Regions from separate parts of the Homo sapiens genome. Here region 1 is linked to region 2. Evidence: chromatin contacts called from ENCODE Hi-C or POLR2A ChIA-PET data. All regions are on one chromosome and are shown on one strand. Each heading gives the region's core, a stretch centred on a gene start or an enhancer-like site at or near the end of the contact. The rest is flanking DNA. Distances are from core to core; before and after follow the strand shown. Region 1 has its middle 23 kb from the start of LINC01993. Region 2 holds the start of BIRC5 (baculoviral IAP repeat containing 5).

Region 1 (3,903 bases), core at 174-2,673, 40 kb after region 2:
TCCTGGCCTAGCTGAGGGGTGTGCACACCCCAACAGTCAAAGTGGTTCACTATGGCAACTCACAACCCAGGGCTGGGGCTGGGGGTCGCTGTACCCTGGAGACACTCCCTAGGTTATTAGAACCCACTCCTTGCGAGGTGCAGCCTGTAGAACCTGCCCCTTTCTACATCTATTTTCCATTTGCCTTCTGTGGGGGAAGGCAGTGCAGGAGAACAGTTGTGGGTTTCAGAGTCAGAAGACCCGGGTTCAAACCTTGGTTCTGCCATTTACTAAGTATGGGGCCTGGAGCGCCTCCCTCCACATCTCAGAACCCTCCTCTGCAAGACTGGACATCACCCATCTCAGGGGGCAGCTGGGTGACAATGCAGGACACACACAACCACCTGGTGAGCCTATAGAAATGCAGGTTCTTCTCGGCAGGCCATGTGAATCTGCATTTCTTTTATTTATTTATTTTTATTTTTATTTTTTTTTTTTTGAGATGGAGTCTCGCTCTTGTCGCCCAGGCTGGAATGCAGTGGGACGATCTCAGCTCACTGCAACCTCTGCCTCCCGGGTTCAAGTGATTCTCCTGCCTCAGCCTCCTGAGAAGCTGGGATTACGGGTGCCCACCACCACGCCCAGATAATTTTTGTATTTTTAGTAGAGATGGGGTTTCATCATGTTGGCCAGGCTGGTCTCGAACTCCTGACCTCGTGATCCGCCTGCCTTGGCCTCTCAAAATGCTAGGATTACAGGCTTGAGCCACTGCGCCCGGCCGGAATCTGCATTTCTAACTTTCAGGTAACAGCAGCACGCACGCAGACGGCAAGCCTATCCTGTGGCAGGTGTTCATTACACCCATTTATGTCGGAGGTTGCAATTTTTTGAATTTTTGCCATCAGACCTTGGCGATGACCTTGAGCAGTAGGACATAAATACCTCCCAGATGCTTAGCGTTCCAATAATGGAACACTAGGCATAAATGGGTTTTAAGCGCCAAGGGAGCCACTTCCCCTGCGTCCCAGACCATCACGGACAGCGCTCCGCTGCCGCCTCCACGACCCCCGGCCTGCACGCCGGTCTTCGCCGTAGTCGTCGTCCCCCACGACCGCCTCGGCCATGACGCACCTCATGGCCGGCCCGGGCCTGGTCACCTTGTCGCTGCGCAGGCCCACCACGTAGGCTGCGACCCCCGCGCTCCCACACCCCGCCCGGAGCGCCCCATGTACCGGGGCCGCCGCTCGGGCCAGTCTGCGGAGCATGGCGCGGGCAGCGCCCGACTCCCCACCCCGGCGGGAGCTGCTGACTCCTCTACTCCCCAGCGAAGGCGGCGAGAGCGACGTGGTCGGTGCGGCCAGAATTCCTAGAGCTGGGAAGCAGCCGCCCTGGGCCGGGGGTCCAGGGAGCGAGCCCCGTGGCACGCTGGGAGTTGTAGTTCGCGCTCCCTCGCGGCGGGCGTGCGCGAGCGTCTGCGAACGGGCCCCGTGGCACGCTGGGAGTTGTAGTACGGGCTGCGTCGCGGCGGAGAACCAGCGAGCCCGTGATGCTGAAGCAGAAGGTTCTGCTCATTGAAGGAGAAACCGAGGCCGAGCGAGTGTGTGTGTGTGTGTGTGTGTGTGTGTGTGTGTGTGTGTGTGTGACAGAGTCTCGCTTTGTCGCCCAGGCTGGAGTGCAGTGACGCGATCTTGACTCACTGCAACCTCCGCCTCACAGGTACAAGCAATTCTCCTGTCTCAGCCTCCCGAGTAGCTGGGATTACAGGCGCGCGCCACCACGCCCAGCTAATTTTTTTTTTTTTTTGTATTTTTAGTAGAGAGGAGTTTTCACCATGTTGGCCTGGCTGGTCTCGAACTCTTGACCTCAGGTGATCCACCCGACTTGACCTCCCAAATTGCTGGGATTACAGGCGTGAGCCACTGCACCCAGCCCTGGGCGAGCTTTTATAACACAGACGCTCATGTGGCACTTGCCATGTGCCAGGCTCTGCCCCAGGCCCTTTGCAAATGTTAGCTCAGTTAAACCTCCCAACGACTCTAGGAGACAAGCACTATTGCTATCCCTGTCTTGCAGATGGGGAACAGGAGACGCGGAGCTAACGGACAGCTGGAGGCCACTTGGGTAGGAATTGGTCCGGGCGGGGTACCGCTGTCTCCAGAGGGCAGCCCTAAATCACTGTTTCATGCTGCCCCTAAAACACAGCTTCCCTCGTTTACCATCTTCAGTATTGATTTGTTGAGCAAGTTCGGTGCGCCAGGCAGTGTCCAGGTGTCCAGGTGCCAGGCTGGGGGACAGGGCTATGTCTCCAGCCGGGTTCCAGTCTAAGGGGAGACCGCTAAAAGAATGCGTGGGGAGCCCCTCCTCCATAGGCCCCTGCCCCTGGGTGGACTGCCTCCATGGGGGCAGGGTGGTGCTGAAGTTCAAGCCAGCTGTGTGGCCTTGGACAAGCCATGTAGCTTCTTTGTGCCTCGGTTTCCTCAACTGCAGATTGGGCTGTTGTGAGCATTCAGTGACTGGATATGTGTTTGGTGCTGACCCCAATGCCTGGCTTGCTGTAAGCTCAGGGTGGTCACCCCACTGTGGCTGTTTTTTAATTTTTTAAGACAGGGTCTCACTCTATCCCCCAAGCTGGAGTGCAGTGGTGTGATTACAGCTCAGTGCATTCTTGACTTCCTGGGCTTGGGTGAACCTCCCACCTCAGCCTCCCAAGTAGTTGGGACTACAGGCAAGTGCTACTATGCCTGGCTAATCTTTCTGTGTTTTTCGTAGAGACAAGGTCTTGCTGTGTTGCTCAGGCTGGTCTCAAGCTCCTGAGCCCAAGTGATTCTCCCTCAGCCCCACAAAGTGCTGGGATTACAGGCGTGAGCCATCACGACCTGCCCAGCTGTGGCTGTTATTATCATTGTCGTTACTGATCCCAGCTTGGAACTCTGAGGGCCCGGGGGCTTTGGGGTGAACTCTGACACAGTCTAGACTGTGGGGTGCCCTTCCCCCACACAGGGAGCACAGGCACCCATTGCCACTCAGCGGCTCCTCTTCCTCTTTCTGTCCCCCATAGGAGAAAGATCCAGGAGGGGCCACAGCTGCTGGGCCAAGCGTCTGGTGAGGGTGGCCCTTGGTGAGGAGGACACCCATCCTAGATCAGTCATGGCCAGGCCTTTACCACAGGCCAGCTCCAGGTCAGGCCTGGGGACTTAGGGCGAGCAGAGGTGGCCTGCCCTCCAGAGCTCAGGTCCCAGGGGTGGGGGACAAGATGCTGGCCGTGAGAGGATGGCAGCGAGGAAGCAGCTCTAACAGTCCCAGTCCAGGCAGCAGGGCAGGCTTTTTGGAGGAAGCAGTGATTAGGCTGAGCTTCGAAGATGGAGCCGACTTTGGACAGAGGGATAGCAGGGGTGAAGCCTCTGGGTAGAGAGGAGCTGCTGCGTTTGTGGCCCTGAGGGCCAGCGTGGCTGGGGAAGTGAGCAGGGGTGGGGATGGAGCCCAAAAGCTACATCCGGGGCCTGATGACCTCTCAGGGGCTCTCCATCTCTCTTCCTTCAGCTTGGTGGGAATTGTAAGTACCCGCAGGGTCAGTGGTCCCAAGGACACCCATGTGATGGACAGGCTTGCTGCCTTCCCCTCCCCAGAGCCCTTCTGGGCCTGACCCACAATCTGCACCAAATTCCTGCCCTTAGAAAACAAGCCCCTTATCTCATTGTCTGGCTCCAGACCTTCTGCTGGGAAGTAGGGGGCGGGGAACGGAGGCCTCTGTGGGAAGGAAAGGAGGTGGTCTGGCGGGGCAGGGACTGGGGGCAGGGATAGCAGCGCTCAGGGGAGAAGGGGGACAAACAAATGGACCCCCGGCCCCTCGAGCTATGGCAGAATCACAGAATGGCCTCCTGTTTGCCAAGCTTCGCAGTCTGCAAAGCCTGCCCTCTGCAGCTT
Region 2 (3,805 bases), core at 662-3,161:
GGCCATGGTGGTGCCAGGGCCCGGTTAGCGAGCCAATCAGCAGGACCCAGGGGCGACCTGCCAAAGTCAACTGGATTTGATAACTGCAGCGAAGTTAAGTTTCCTGATTTTGATGATTGTGTTGTGGTTGTGTAAGAGAATGAAGTATTTCGGGGTAGTATGGTAATGCCTTCAACTTACAAACGGTTCAGGTAAACCACCCATATACATACATATACATGCATGTGATATATACACATACAGGGATGTGTGTGTGTTCACATATATGAGGGGAGAGAGACTAGGGGAGAGAAAGTAGGTTGGGGAGAGGGAGAGAGAAAGGAAAACAGGAGACAGAGAGAGAGCGGGGAGTAGAGAGAGGGAAGGGGTAAGAGAGGGAGAGGAGGAGAGAAAGGGAGGAAGAAGCAGAGAGTGAATGTTAAAGGAAACAGGCAAAACATAAACAGAAAATCTGGGTGAAGGGTATATGAGTATTCTTTGTACTATTCTTGCAATTATCTTTTATTTAAATTGACATCGGGCCGGGCGCAGTGGCTCACATCTGTAATCCCAGCACTTTGGGAGGCCGAGGCAGGCAGATCACTTGAGGTCAGGAGTTTGAGACCAGCCTGGCAAACATGGTGAAACCCCATCTCTACTAAAAATACAAAAATTAGCCTGGTGTGGTGGTGCATGCCTTTAATCTCAGCTACTCGGGAGGCTGAGGCAGGAGAATCGCTTGAACCCGTGGCGGGGAGGAGGTTGCAGTGAGCTGAGATCATGCCACTGCACTCCAGCCTGGGCGATAGAGCGAGACTCAGTTTCAAATAAATAAATAAACATCAAAATAAAAAGTTACTGTATTAAAGAATGGGGGCGGGGTGGGAGGGGTGGGGAGAGGTTGCAAAAATAAATAAATAAATAAATAAACCCCAAAATGAAAAAGACAGTGGAGGCACCAGGCCTGCGTGGGGCTGGAGGGCTAATAAGGCCAGGCCTCTTATCTCTGGCCATAGAACCAGAGAAGTGAGTGGATGTGATGCCCAGCTCCAGAAGTGACTCCAGAACACCCTGTTCCAAAGCAGAGGACACACTGATTTTTTTTTTAATAGGCTGCAGGACTTACTGTTGGTGGGACGCCCTGCTTTGCGAAGGGAAAGGAGGAGTTTGCCCTGAGCACAGGCCCCCACCCTCCACTGGGCTTTCCCCAGCTCCCTTGTCTTCTTATCACGGTAGTGGCCCAGTCCCTGGCCCCTGACTCCAGAAGGTGGCCCTCCTGGAAACCCAGGTCGTGCAGTCAACGATGTACTCGCCGGGACAGCGATGTCTGCTGCACTCCATCCCTCCCCTGTTCATTTGTCCTTCATGCCCGTCTGGAGTAGATGCTTTTTGCAGAGGTGGCACCCTGTAAAGCTCTCCTGTCTGACTTTTTTTTTTTTTTTAGACTGAGTTTTGCTCTTGTTGCCTAGGCTGGAGTGCAATGGCACAATCTCAGCTCACTGCACCCTCTGCCTCCCGGGTTCAAGCGATTCTCCTGCCTCAGCCTCCCGAGTAGTTGGGATTACAGGCATGCACCACCACGCCCAGCTAATTTTTGTATTTTTAGTAGAGACAAGGTTTCACCGTGATGGCCAGGCTGGTCTTGAACTCCAGGACTCAAGTGATGCTCCTGCCTAGGCCTCTCAAAGTGTTGGGATTACAGGCGTGAGCCACTGCACCCGGCCTGCACGCGTTCTTTGAAAGCAGTCGAGGGGGCGCTAGGTGTGGGCAGGGACGAGCTGGCGCGGCGTCGCTGGGTGCACCGCGACCACGGGCAGAGCCACGCGGCGGGAGGACTACAACTCCCGGCACACCCCGCGCCGCCCCGCCTCTACTCCCAGAAGGCCGCGGGGGGTGGACCGCCTAAGAGGGCGTGCGCTCCCGACATGCCCCGCGGCGCGCCATTAACCGCCAGATTTGAATCGCGGGACCCGTTGGCAGAGGTGGCGGCGGCGGCATGGGTGCCCCGACGTTGCCCCCTGCCTGGCAGCCCTTTCTCAAGGACCACCGCATCTCTACATTCAAGAACTGGCCCTTCTTGGAGGGCTGCGCCTGCACCCCGGAGCGGGTGAGACTGCCCGGCCTCCTGGGGTCCCCCACGCCCGCCTTGCCCTGTCCCTAGCGAGGCCACTGTGACTGGGCCTCGGGGGTACAAGCCGCCCTCCCCTCCCCGTCCTGTCCCCAGCGAGGCCACTGTGGCTGGGCCCCTTGGGTCCAGGCCGGCCTCCCCTCCCTGCTTTGTCCCCATCGAGGCCTTTGTGGCTGGGCCTCGGGGTTCCGGGCTGCCACGTCCACTCACGAGCTGTGCTGTCCCTTGCAGATGGCCGAGGCTGGCTTCATCCACTGCCCCACTGAGAACGAGCCAGACTTGGCCCAGTGTTTCTTCTGCTTCAAGGAGCTGGAAGGCTGGGAGCCAGATGACGACCCCATGTAAGTCTTCTCTGGCCAGCCTCGATGGGCTTTGTTTTGAACTGAGTTGTCAAAAGATTTGAGTTGCAAAGACACTTAGTATGGGAGGGTTGCTTTCCACCCTCATTGCTTCTTAAACAGCTGTTGTGAACGGATACCTCTCTATATGCTGGTGCCTTGGTGATGCTTACAACCTAATTAAATCTCATTTGACCAAAATGCCTTGGGGTGGACGTAAGATGCCTGATGCCTTTCATGTTCAACAGAATACATCAGCAGACCCTGTTGTTGTGAACTCCCAGGAACGTCCAAGTGCTTTTTTTGAGATTTTTTAAAAAACAGTTTAATTGAAATATAACCTACACAGCACAAAAATTACCCTTTGAAAGTGTGCACTTCACACTTTCGGAGGCTGAGGCGGGCGGATCACCTGAGGTCAGGAGTTCAAGACCTGCCTGGCCAACTTGGCGAAACCCCGTCTCTACTAAAAATACAAAAATTAGCCGGGCATGGTAGCGCACGCCCGTAATCCCAGCTACTCGGGAGGCTAAGGCAGGAGAATCGCTTGAACCTGGGAGGCGGAGGTTGCAGTGAGCCGAGATTGTGCCAATGCACTCCAGCCTCGGCGACAGAGCGAGACTCCGTCATAAAAATAAAAAATTGAAAAAAAAAAAAGAAAGAAAGCATATACTTCAGTGTTGTTCTGGATTTTTTTCTTCAAGATGCCTAGTTAATGACAATGAAATTCTGTACTCGGATGGTATCTGTCTTTCCACACTGTAATGCCATATTCTTTTCTCACCTTTTTTTCTGTCGGATTCAGTTGCTTCCACAGCTTTAATTTTTTTCCCCTGGAGAATCACCCCAGTTGTTTTTCTTTTTGGCCAGAAGAGAGTAGCTGTTTTTTTTCTTAGTATGTTTGCTATGGTGGTTATACTGCATCCCCGTAATCACTGGGAAAAGATCAGTGGTATTCTTCTTGAAAATGAATAAGTGTTATGATATTTTCAGATTAGAGTTACAACTGGCTGTCTTTTTGGACTTTGTGTGGCCATGTTTTCATTGTAATGCAGTTCTGGTAACGGTGATAGTCAGTTATACAGGGAGACTCCCCTAGCAGAAAATGAGAGTGTGAGCTAGGGGGTCCCTTGGGGAACCCGGGGCAATAATGCCCTTCTCTGCCCTTAATCCTTACAGTGGGCCGGGCACGGTGGCTTACGCCTGTAATACCAGCACTTTGGGAGGCCGAGGCGGGCGGATCACGAGGTCAGGAGATCGAGACCATCTTGGCTAATACGGTGAAACCCCGTCTCCACTAAAAATACAAAAAATTAGCCGGGCGTGGTGGTGGGCGCCTGTAGTCCCAGCTACTCGGGAG

What was found. Hi-C counts contacts between places; a loop is a spot of excess contacts on that map. ChIA-PET counts read pairs that join two places held with the same protein, here RNA polymerase II (POLR2A). Pooled maps may share reads with other maps.
Region 1: a map of CD8-positive, alpha-beta T cell shows a loop between it and region 2 (27-fold over the local background). The contact joins the enhancer-like site here to the promoter of BIRC5 in region 2. A Hi-C loop is called at or near these places in 22 of 168 maps with a recorded cell type or tissue (B cell, CD14-positive monocyte, CD4-positive, alpha-beta T cell and 14 more), 20 of 37 single-sample maps with no recorded cell type and 26 of 50 pooled maps. POLR2A ChIA-PET finds 5 or more read pairs at or near these places in 19 of 52 experiments (A673, AG04450, B cell and 14 more).

The regions. Positions count from the first base shown.
Region 1 is chr17:78,253,173-78,257,075 of GRCh38, forward strand. It overlaps the pseudogene THA1P. Among named protein-coding and RNA genes, the nearest start is that of LINC01993, 23 kb to the right of the region's middle. RefSeq lists enhancers at 231-949, 950-1,667, 1,218-1,487, a silencer at 1,038-1,187 and a cis regulatory region at 3,385-3,843. Within about 2 kb of position 1,424, at least 31 of the 41 ENCODE cell types and tissues checked have a DNase peak (open chromatin) inside an H3K27ac peak, as active enhancers do; they include A673, B cell, CD14-positive monocyte and 7 more, where a contact is called at or near this core.
Region 2 is chr17:78,212,342-78,216,146 of GRCh38, forward strand. It overlaps BIRC5 (baculoviral IAP repeat containing 5), which reads left to right and starts at 1,912. Exons shown (of 4, transcript NM_001168.3): 1 at 1,912-2,086; 2 at 2,339-2,448. The coding sequence starts at 1,976. RefSeq lists an enhancer at 1,657-2,558.